Regions from separate parts of the Homo sapiens genome. Here region 2 is linked to region 1. Evidence: read pairs that join two places in POLR2A ChIA-PET (ENCODE). Cell type or tissue: CD4-positive, alpha-beta T cell. All regions are shown on one strand. Each heading gives the region's core, and the rest is flanking DNA. Links, peaks and the distances in the headings are about the cores only.

The links. Peaks named below come from ENCODE experiments on the same cell type or tissue, not always from the same donor. Only the 100,000 strongest peaks of a DNase experiment are listed, where the experiment ranks them.
Region 2: POLR2A ChIA-PET joins it to region 1 with 6 read pairs; 2 of 35 experiments call an interaction of 5 or more read pairs at or near these places.

Annotation. Positions count from the first base shown.
Region 1 is chr9:6,067,263-6,071,657 of GRCh38, forward strand. LOC124902116 (a long non-coding RNA gene) reads right to left here and starts at 1,030. Exons shown (of 2, transcript XR_007061410.1): 1 at 892-1,030. RefSeq lists enhancers at 1,878-1,927, 1,938-1,997. In CD4-positive, alpha-beta T cell, for the core only: no CTCF peak of the experiment used is centred there; a DNase peak (open chromatin) is centred at 1,839; H3K4me3 peaks cover 771 bases; H3K27ac peaks cover 1,159 bases.
Region 2 is chr9:6,833,192-6,837,586 of GRCh38, forward strand. The region is part of intron 4 of KDM4C (lysine demethylase 4C); the gene reads left to right. It also overlaps the pseudogene ACTG1P14. Among named protein-coding and RNA genes, the nearest start is that of KDM4C, 77 kb to the left of the region's middle. RefSeq lists an enhancer at 1,410-2,131. In CD4-positive, alpha-beta T cell, for the core only: no CTCF peak of the experiment used is centred there; no DNase peak of the experiment used is centred there.

The DNA of each region.
Region 1 (4,395 bases), core at 294-4,293:
ATCTCTGCACCAAACCATGATGCACCATACTACCTCTAGATCTCTGATATGGACTTTGATTTGGGGGGAATAAATGTCTGTGCTACCTGAACCATTATTGTGTTGGTTGTTGATCACCTGCATCTGAACTTAATCCTAACTAATAAATACCACTTACCATAGGTAAAGTTTACCAGGACGCAGACTGCAGTGAAGATTGGCATGAGGAAGTATATTAGGGGGTGCCCTTGGAATCCACAATTGTGGAAGGGAAGGAGGCAGGATTGGACAGATGGGGAAGATGAGCTGTGATGTAATCACAACAAAAGCCCCAGCTGACTACATGAGAAGCTCTCATGCTGGCATGGTCATTGAGGGTTATCCTGAGTAGGGGATAGGTAGCCCAGCCTTTATGTGCTCATGCTGACCAGCCATTCTGTGTGGGCTGCATCCAGGGAAGGGAGTGTGACTTTGGTTGAGGCAGATCTTCATAGTCAAAGAACTTCCCAAAGAGGGATGACAGCTGAGGTCTTACAGCAGGTTGGGGAACCTGTTCCTGGTAGTTGAACAGGATGGCACGGCACAGCCCCCAGTCTTAAAATAAGAACCACTTGTTCTTATTTTAAGATGATGTATTTTTGAGTTACTGATGGCTTGAAAGTGGTACTCAATCAGTTTTAATGCTTTCAGTTGCAAGTAACAGAACATCCAACTTAAAGGAAAGGGGCAAGCTTGCAGGAAAGGATCTTTAAGTCATCTACATTTGGGTATAAATGACAGCCACAGAGTATTTACCCTTTTTGGGACGTAATTTTATCAGGAGACCAAAGCTTTTAGCTAAAAACATAAATTTCAAACATTAGGACAGTCATTTTACAGAAACAAAATAAATAATTTCAAAGAAACTATTACCTTCTTAAAGACTAGACTGCGATTGTGAACCCCTGAAGTATCCACAGATCCTGAAGAGTGCCCAGCTGTCTTGACAAGGAAACGGAGAGTCAAGAAGTTTAGTGAGGTCAACAAGAATCCTGCAGCATCTCATCTTCCAGATCTGCAGCAGCCTGTGTTGCAGTCCTACTAAGCTGAAGGCTTAACCATGTCTGCCAGTTCAGGGTACGGAACCCTGGTTACTATTTACTTTCCTTCTTTCTTCCTATAGTGGATATTCTCCTTCAGTGGCCACACAACATCAAAGATTCGCCTTCATTTTTGTATTTTCTACATTGTGTGTACTACCTTCTCAATGTAGAAGCCAGAAAACTTACACATGCTCAGATTCCTGTGTAGTTATAGTGCAATCATGTGACCTATTTTCTATGAATCATATGTATCCACATGAGACCAGGATTTCTTCAAGGGCAGTGTGACGAGATAGTCACAGACAGCGGGAGTGATCTTCTGGTACTTTATCCTGAGCATTATAGATGTTTAATGACAATGACAGTGACATTCCCCCAAAAGCACCCGCACCCCCGCCTTACCCAAAGTGTGGTCTGGGCACTGGGTTTGGCTATGTGGCCTCAGAGTCTGGCCTCTGATCCTCCCAGAGAATCTGTGAGCTATCAGTTATTGTTTAATGAATCTCTCCACCTTATTTTTTTCTTAGACTAGCTAGAAAGGATTCTGTTGTTTGCAGGCTAACAATATACTCCTGAAAGGCAAATACAGTCAGTAAAGGCCCATATCAGCCAAATCCCACCTTACATGTATTAGTATATTCTGAATTTTTCACTCATTAATATCCTGACTTCTGCTTTAAATCTATAGCCTTAACCTTGCACCACATGTCTTACATTCACTTTCTCTTTCCTATAAGGAAGTGGTGCTAACTGAATGACATGGGTGTCAGCAGAACATGCTGTGGCTTCACAACAATGGTTTGTAATATTATGAGATAGCTTTGTTCCTTTTCCTTTTTGTTTCTGATCTGTTTTTGTTTTTCAGGGAGATGAAATTGCTAAGGTAATCTTCAAAGGCAAGGCATCAAAATGGTCCTTTTTTTTTTTTTTTTTTTTTTTTTGAGACAAGTTCTTGCTCTGTTACCCAGGTTGGAGTGCAGTGATGTGATCATAGCATAATAATGCAGCCTCAGCCTGCTGGGCTCAAGTGATCCTCCCACCTCAGCCTCCCAAGAGCTAGGACTACATGTGTGCGCTAATTTTTTAATTTTTATTTTTGTAGAGTTGGGGGGGTCTTGTTATGTTGTCCAGGCTCATATAAAATCTTAGCCACTAGAAATACCATTTATGGCCAAAACCACATATCAAGGACTTGACCGCCCTTTCCCTACATGGGTGTTTCCCTGAACTGTTTTTTTTTGCTGTTGTTGTTTTGGAGACAGAGTCTCTGTTGCCCAGGCTGGAGTGCAGTGGCACAATCACGGCTCACTGCAACTTCCACCTCCTGGGCTGAAGCCGTTCTCCTGCCTCAGCCTCCCGAGTAACTGGGATTACAGGCCCGTGCCACCACACCCAGCTAAATTTTGTGTTTTTTTTGTAGGGATGGGGTTTCACCATGCTGCCCAGGCTGCTCTCGAACTCCTGAGCTCAAGTGATCCACCTGCCTCAGCCTCCCAAAGTGCTAGGATCATAGGTATGAGCAACCATGCCCGGCCCTGAACTGTTCTTAACCTTCAAAATAGCGAACAACGACCACTTCTAGCCTGACACCCAGTCCACAGGGAGACTCATGACTGTCTGCTCTCTTATTACTTAACAGCGATTGATTTTGAGATTGGGCAATGTTATGGGGATTGACTTATTGAGAATATTTTCTGACGTTTTCTTTTTTTGGAACTGCTTTAGAAGTGATAATGTGAACATTCTCCAATGACACATGCTTTTGCTGCTGCAATTATACAAGCGCAAACAACTGTTGCACTTGGATGTGCCCAGGACCTACAGTCTTCCTCTTTGTGCATGATATGTGGGAGCTCAGGCATGGAGAAAAATATCAGAAAATCAAAGTTCTGATGGGCTTTGAGAGGGCCAGGTTAATATACTTTTAGTTTTACTTCTGTTAAGATTAGGTTAAAAGTTCCATATTATCATCATCTTTAAGTGCTAATTATTTACAAGATTTCAATGAAGAATTCTAACAGAAGAATCCATATTTAAGATCTGCAGTAGACTGAATTAAAGGCCTAAATTCTTCATCTTTTCCTGTATCCATGCCATTTGCCACCTAACTTTTCAGTTTCTCCCTCTAAAGCAGGGTTTCTTAGTCTCAGCACTATTGACATTGGGGCTGGATAATTCTTTAATGTGGAGAGCTGTACTGGGCATTGTAGGATGTTTAACTGCATCCATGGCTTCTGCCTAATGGATATCAGTATATTACTCACCACCTGCGATTGTGACAACCAAAAATGCCTCTAGACATTGCCAATATCCTCCCGTGGGGGACAGAATCTCCTCTAGCTGGGAACTACCACTCTAAAGATGGGTAGTTCTCACACTGACTTCGGACTCAAGCAATGTAACTTTCTGTGTCAAAGAAAAACTTGAAATATGTTTGTGTAGTGAAGCTTGCTCTCTTGTGCCTCTTATATCACCATGAGCAGAATGTCTCCAGGGAAGCTGCTCTGTCTTCATTCTGAGCCCTAGAATGAAGCATCTGGGGCACAGCCACCTTGGCTGATTCAAGAAGTGTGTATCTGAAGAAGTATGATCCAAAGAAGTAGGACCACCCCAGCTACCAAGTCCTGAAGTAGAGTTGTTTCATCCAACTTCAGACATGTGAGAAATAGATGGACATTGTATGCCACTGAGATTTTGTGGTTGTTTGTTATGCGGCAAAAGCTGACTGATACAGACCACTTAGCCAAAGTAAAGTATATTCAACTCTTAGTTATATTTATTGGATTTTTTAGTTGCTTACTATGTCTTGAGACTCTCCCTCACTCCTGTTTCCTTCCCTGATTGTAGCTAATCCTCTCTGTCAAGGATGCTTCTGCTTCAAACTAATCCTTCCAGCTCTCTTTTGAGAGATACCTGCAACCACTTGACCACCTACTTGATGTGAATTTAGGCAATGAACTTGGATTGTTTGTCCTTTTAGTATTGAATTTTATAGGGATTCTTTATACGTTCTGGATACAAATCCTTTGTCAGATATATAAATTGCAAATATTTTCCCCAATCTGTTGCATTTTTTCAGTTTAATAGCATCTTCTGATGAGCAAAAAGTAAAAGTAATTTTGATGAACCTAATCTATCTTTTTTTGTCTTTTCTGGTTAGAGCATTTTTTGTTCTAAAAAAGCTTTGCCTAGATTGCAAAGATATTCTCCTCTCTTTTCTTGTTTATAGTTGTAGCTTTAGTGTTTAGCTTCTATAGATTAACTTCATAGTCTTAGCTTTTGTATTAGGGCTATGAGCTACCTTGAATTAATTTTTGTGAATGGTGTGTGTTGT
Region 2 (4,395 bases), core at 167-4,166, 770 kb after region 1:
CAAGAGCCATCTGTAGATATGTAAAATAAAATTAATATTTCTATTTAGCCTATTTTTTTTAAAAAACAGAATGCATATCTGTGAGTATATCCTGCACTTCCTCTATGCCAGTATTTTTAAAAACATCTTCTTGACAGGGAGTCTTTTAAAAAAAATAGAAAATGTAGTTACCAAAGTACTGACTTTCCTAGATATTGGGAGATAGAGGGAAGTTTCTCCCTCCCTGATGATATAAAAAGTGTGTAGTCAGAGTTGACTTACTGGTTTATCGTTTGGCCACGTGGCTTCAGAAACAATAGAGCCAGCATGGGTTAGAATTTTCATTCTCACCCTTGAACCCCGGCCCTGTGATTATGAACTGTGAGGTCTTGGCAAGTTATCTGTCTTTGCTGCAGTCCCCTCATTTATAAAACAGTGTTGATAATAGTTGATGGTAGTGTTTAGCTGGCAGGACAAAATGAGGTGACATAAATAAAACACCTCGTACAGGGCCTGCTCCCTGGTATGTACTGAATCAGTGTTAGCTGCTGCAGGTGGCAGTACTAAAGCAAAGCAAGACAGAAGTCTCCAGGCCTTAACGAGATAGTTATTCACTAGCTGATTCTGACCAAGAGAATTGTGAAGAGTTCTGTTCTGCGGTTGCCATTTTAAGTTTGTCCAATCCGCAGCCCAGTGATTTATACTTTTTGACATCTGTCAGAGCCGTGAAGAATGTTTGTTTAGGAGTCACTGCTTAAGAAAATGCCTCTGTCGTTTTTGAGAAATATACCACTATCTTCTTGTCAGTAAGATCCTGCCGTGTGTGGTGCCAGGACAGAAGTGGCCTCATGGGATATGACTCAAGAGATAGTCTTTTTTTTTTTTTTTAAGATAGTCTTGCTCTGTCACCTAGGCTGGGGTGCAGTGATGCAATCTTGGCTCACTGCAACCTCCGTCTTCTGGGTTCAAGCGGTTCTGGTGCCCCAGTCTCCCAAAAAGCTGGGACTACAGGCGTGCGCCACCATGCCCAGTTAATTGTATTTTTAGTAGAGGCAGGGTTTTGCCATGTTGCCCAGGCTGATTTCGGAACTCCTGAGCTCAAGCAATCTGCTCGCCTTGGCCTCCCAAAGTGCTGAGATTACAGCATGAGCCACCCCATCTGGCCGATAGTCTCTTTGTCATGATTTTAAAAATCATCTTGTTGGCCAAGACCACGTCCGCCCCGTGAGCACAGACCCTGGCCCTCACTGCTCTGCTGCCTGTCCACACCCGCTACCAGCTCACCATAGATGATGATATTGCTACGCCCGTCGTCGACAACGGCTCCGGCATGTGGAAGGCTGGCTTCGCAGGTGACGATGACCCCCGGCCGTCTTCCCCTTCATCGTGTGGCACCCCAAGCACCAGGGCATGATGGTGGGCATGGGTCGGAAGGACTCCCATGTGGGCGACGAGGCCTAGAGCAAGAGAGGCATCCTGACCCTGAAGTGCCTCATCGAGCATGGCATCATTACCAACTGGGACAACATGGAGAAGATCTGGCACCACACCTTCTAAAGGGAGCTGCATGTGGTTCCCGAGGAGCATCCCATGCTGCTGACCGAGGCCCCCCTGAACCCCAAGGCCAGCCGCGAGAAGATGACCCAGATCATGTTTGAGACCTTCATCACCCCAGCCATGTACATGGCCATCCAGCCCGTGCTGTCCCTGTACTTCTTTGGCTGTACCACTGGTACCGTGATGGACTCCGGTGACGGGGTCACCCACAGTGTGCCCATCTGCGAGGGATATGCCCTCCCCCACACCATCCTGCATCTGGACCTGGCTGGCCGGGACCTGACTACCTCATGAAGATCCTTACCGAGCGTGGCTACAGCTTCACCACCACGGCTGAGTGGGATATCGTGCGTGACATCAAGGAGAAGCTGTGCTATGTTGCTCTGGCCTTCGAGCAGGAGATGGCCATGGCGGCTTCCAGCTCCTCCCTGGAGAAGAGCTATGAGCTGACTGACGGCCAGGTCATCACCATCGGCAACGAGCAGTTCTGCTGCCCTGAGGCACTCTTCCAGCTTTCCTTCCTGGGCATGGAATCCTGTGGCATCCATGAAACTACCTTGAACTCCATTATGAAGTGTGATGTGGACATCCACAAAGACCTTTACGCCAACACATTGCTGTCTGGCGGCACCACCATGTACCCTAGCGTTGCCAACAGGATGCAGAAGGAGATCACCGCCCTGGCGCCCAGCACGATGAAGATCAAGATCATTGCTCCTCCTGAGCTCAAGCACTCTGTGTGGATTGGCGGCTCCATCCTGGCCTCGCTGTCCACCTTCCAGCAGATGTGGATCAGCAAGCAGGAGTATGATGAGTCCGGCTCCATCATCCATCCTTCAAATGCTTCTAGGCGGACTGTGACTTAGTTGTGTTACACCCTTTCTTGACAAAACCTGACTTGTGCAGAAAACAAGATGAGATTGGCATGGCTTTATTTTTTGTTTTGTTTTGTTTTTGTTTTTGTTTTTGTTTTGGCTTGACTCAGGATTTAAAAACTGGAACGGTGAAGGTGACAGCAGTCGGTTGGAGTGAACATCCCCCAAATTTCTGCAGTGTGGCTGAGGACTCTATTTCTTGTTTGTACATTGTTCTTTTTTTTAATAGTCATTCCAAATATCGTGAGATGCATTGTTACAGGAAGTTGTTTGCCCTCCTAAAAGCCACCCGACTTGTGTCTAAGGAGAATGGCCTAGTCCTCCTCCGAGTCCACATAGGGGAGGTTTCTTGTAAATTAGGTAATGCAAATTTTTTTAAATTTTTGCCTTAATACTTTTTAAGTTTGTTTTATTTTGAATGATCAGCCTTCGTGGCCCCCCTCTTTTGTCCCCCAGCTTGAGATGTATGAAGGCTTTTGGTCTCCCTGGGAGTGGGTACAGGCAGCCAGGGCTTACCTGTACACTGACTTGAGACCAGTTGAATAAAAGTGCACAACTTAAAAAAATCACTGGGTGTGGTGGCTCACGCCTGTAATCCCAACACTTTGGGAGGCTGAGGCGGGCGGATCACCTGAGGTCAGGAGTTCAAGACCAGCCTGGCCAACACGGTGAAAGCTCATCTCTACAAAAAAATGGGAGGCGGAGGTTGCGGTGCGCCAAGATCATGCCATTGCACTCCAGCCTGGGGGACAGAGCAAGACTCTGTCTCAAAAAAATAAATAAATAAATCAGCTTGTTGAAATCTTAATATTTGATTTATATATGTACAATATATTTAAGTTTTAAAGCATAATGATTTTGAATATCCCAAACTCACCATGCAGTCAACAACTACAACATTAACAGCACTGCTCAGGGACCAACCACTCTTTTTTAGTCCTTTCCTGCTATGCCACCCCCATCACTCTGGGGTGGCCTGAATTTTGTGTTTGATTTCTTGCCTTGTAAAAAATAGTTTTCTCATGCATGCACGTATTTTAACACAATATGTTTAGTTTGGCTTATTTTTGACCTTATTAAAAATAGTATCACTTTGTGTAGTTTTCTGGGTCTTTGATATTTTTCACCTAACAGTATTTCCCAGTTGATCCATATTATTTTGTAAGCTATTGTAATGTTCATTCATTTTCTTTGCTGTATAATATTCTACTTTGTGAATTTACAACTTTTTTTTTATTCTGCTGCCAGTGAACATTTTCTTTCTTTTTTTTTAAAAATAAATATTGTTGCTGTGAACACATCCCATACATGGTACCTGATGTACATGTGTAAAAGTTTCTCAAAGGTATTTACGTAGGAATGGAAATGCTGGCTCATAGAGTATTTAACTTTACCAGATACTGTTGAATTGCTTTTCTAAGAGTTTGTATCACTTTATATTCCTTTAGCACTGTATATCATTTTTGTTTTTTTAAGACAGGGTCTTGCCCTGTCAACCAGGCTGGAGTGCAGTGGTACGATCTTGGCTGACTGTAACCTCAGATTCTTGGGCTCAAGTGATCGTCCCACCTCAGCCTCCTGAGTAGCAGGGACCACAAGCTTGCACCATCATACCCAACTAATTTTTGTATTTTTTGTCGAGATGGGGTTTCGCCATGGTGCCCAGGCTTATCCCAAACTCCTGGACTCAAGTGATCGCCTGCCTCAGCCTTCCAAAGTATTACGATTACAGGCGTGTGCTACTCTGCCCAGCTTATAATCATTATTAAGACAGCTTTATTGAGCTATAATTTATACAATACAAAATTCACCCATTTTAAGTGTATACTTCAGTGATTTTCGTGCAGCCATCACCAGTCTAGTCGCAGAACATTTCCATCAGCTTTAAAAGCTTCTTCATGCTGATCCAGTCTTCACGCTTAATATCTTACTACTTGATGTCATTCTTGTGCCTGTAAAATATGTTATGTGAATTTGCACCTCT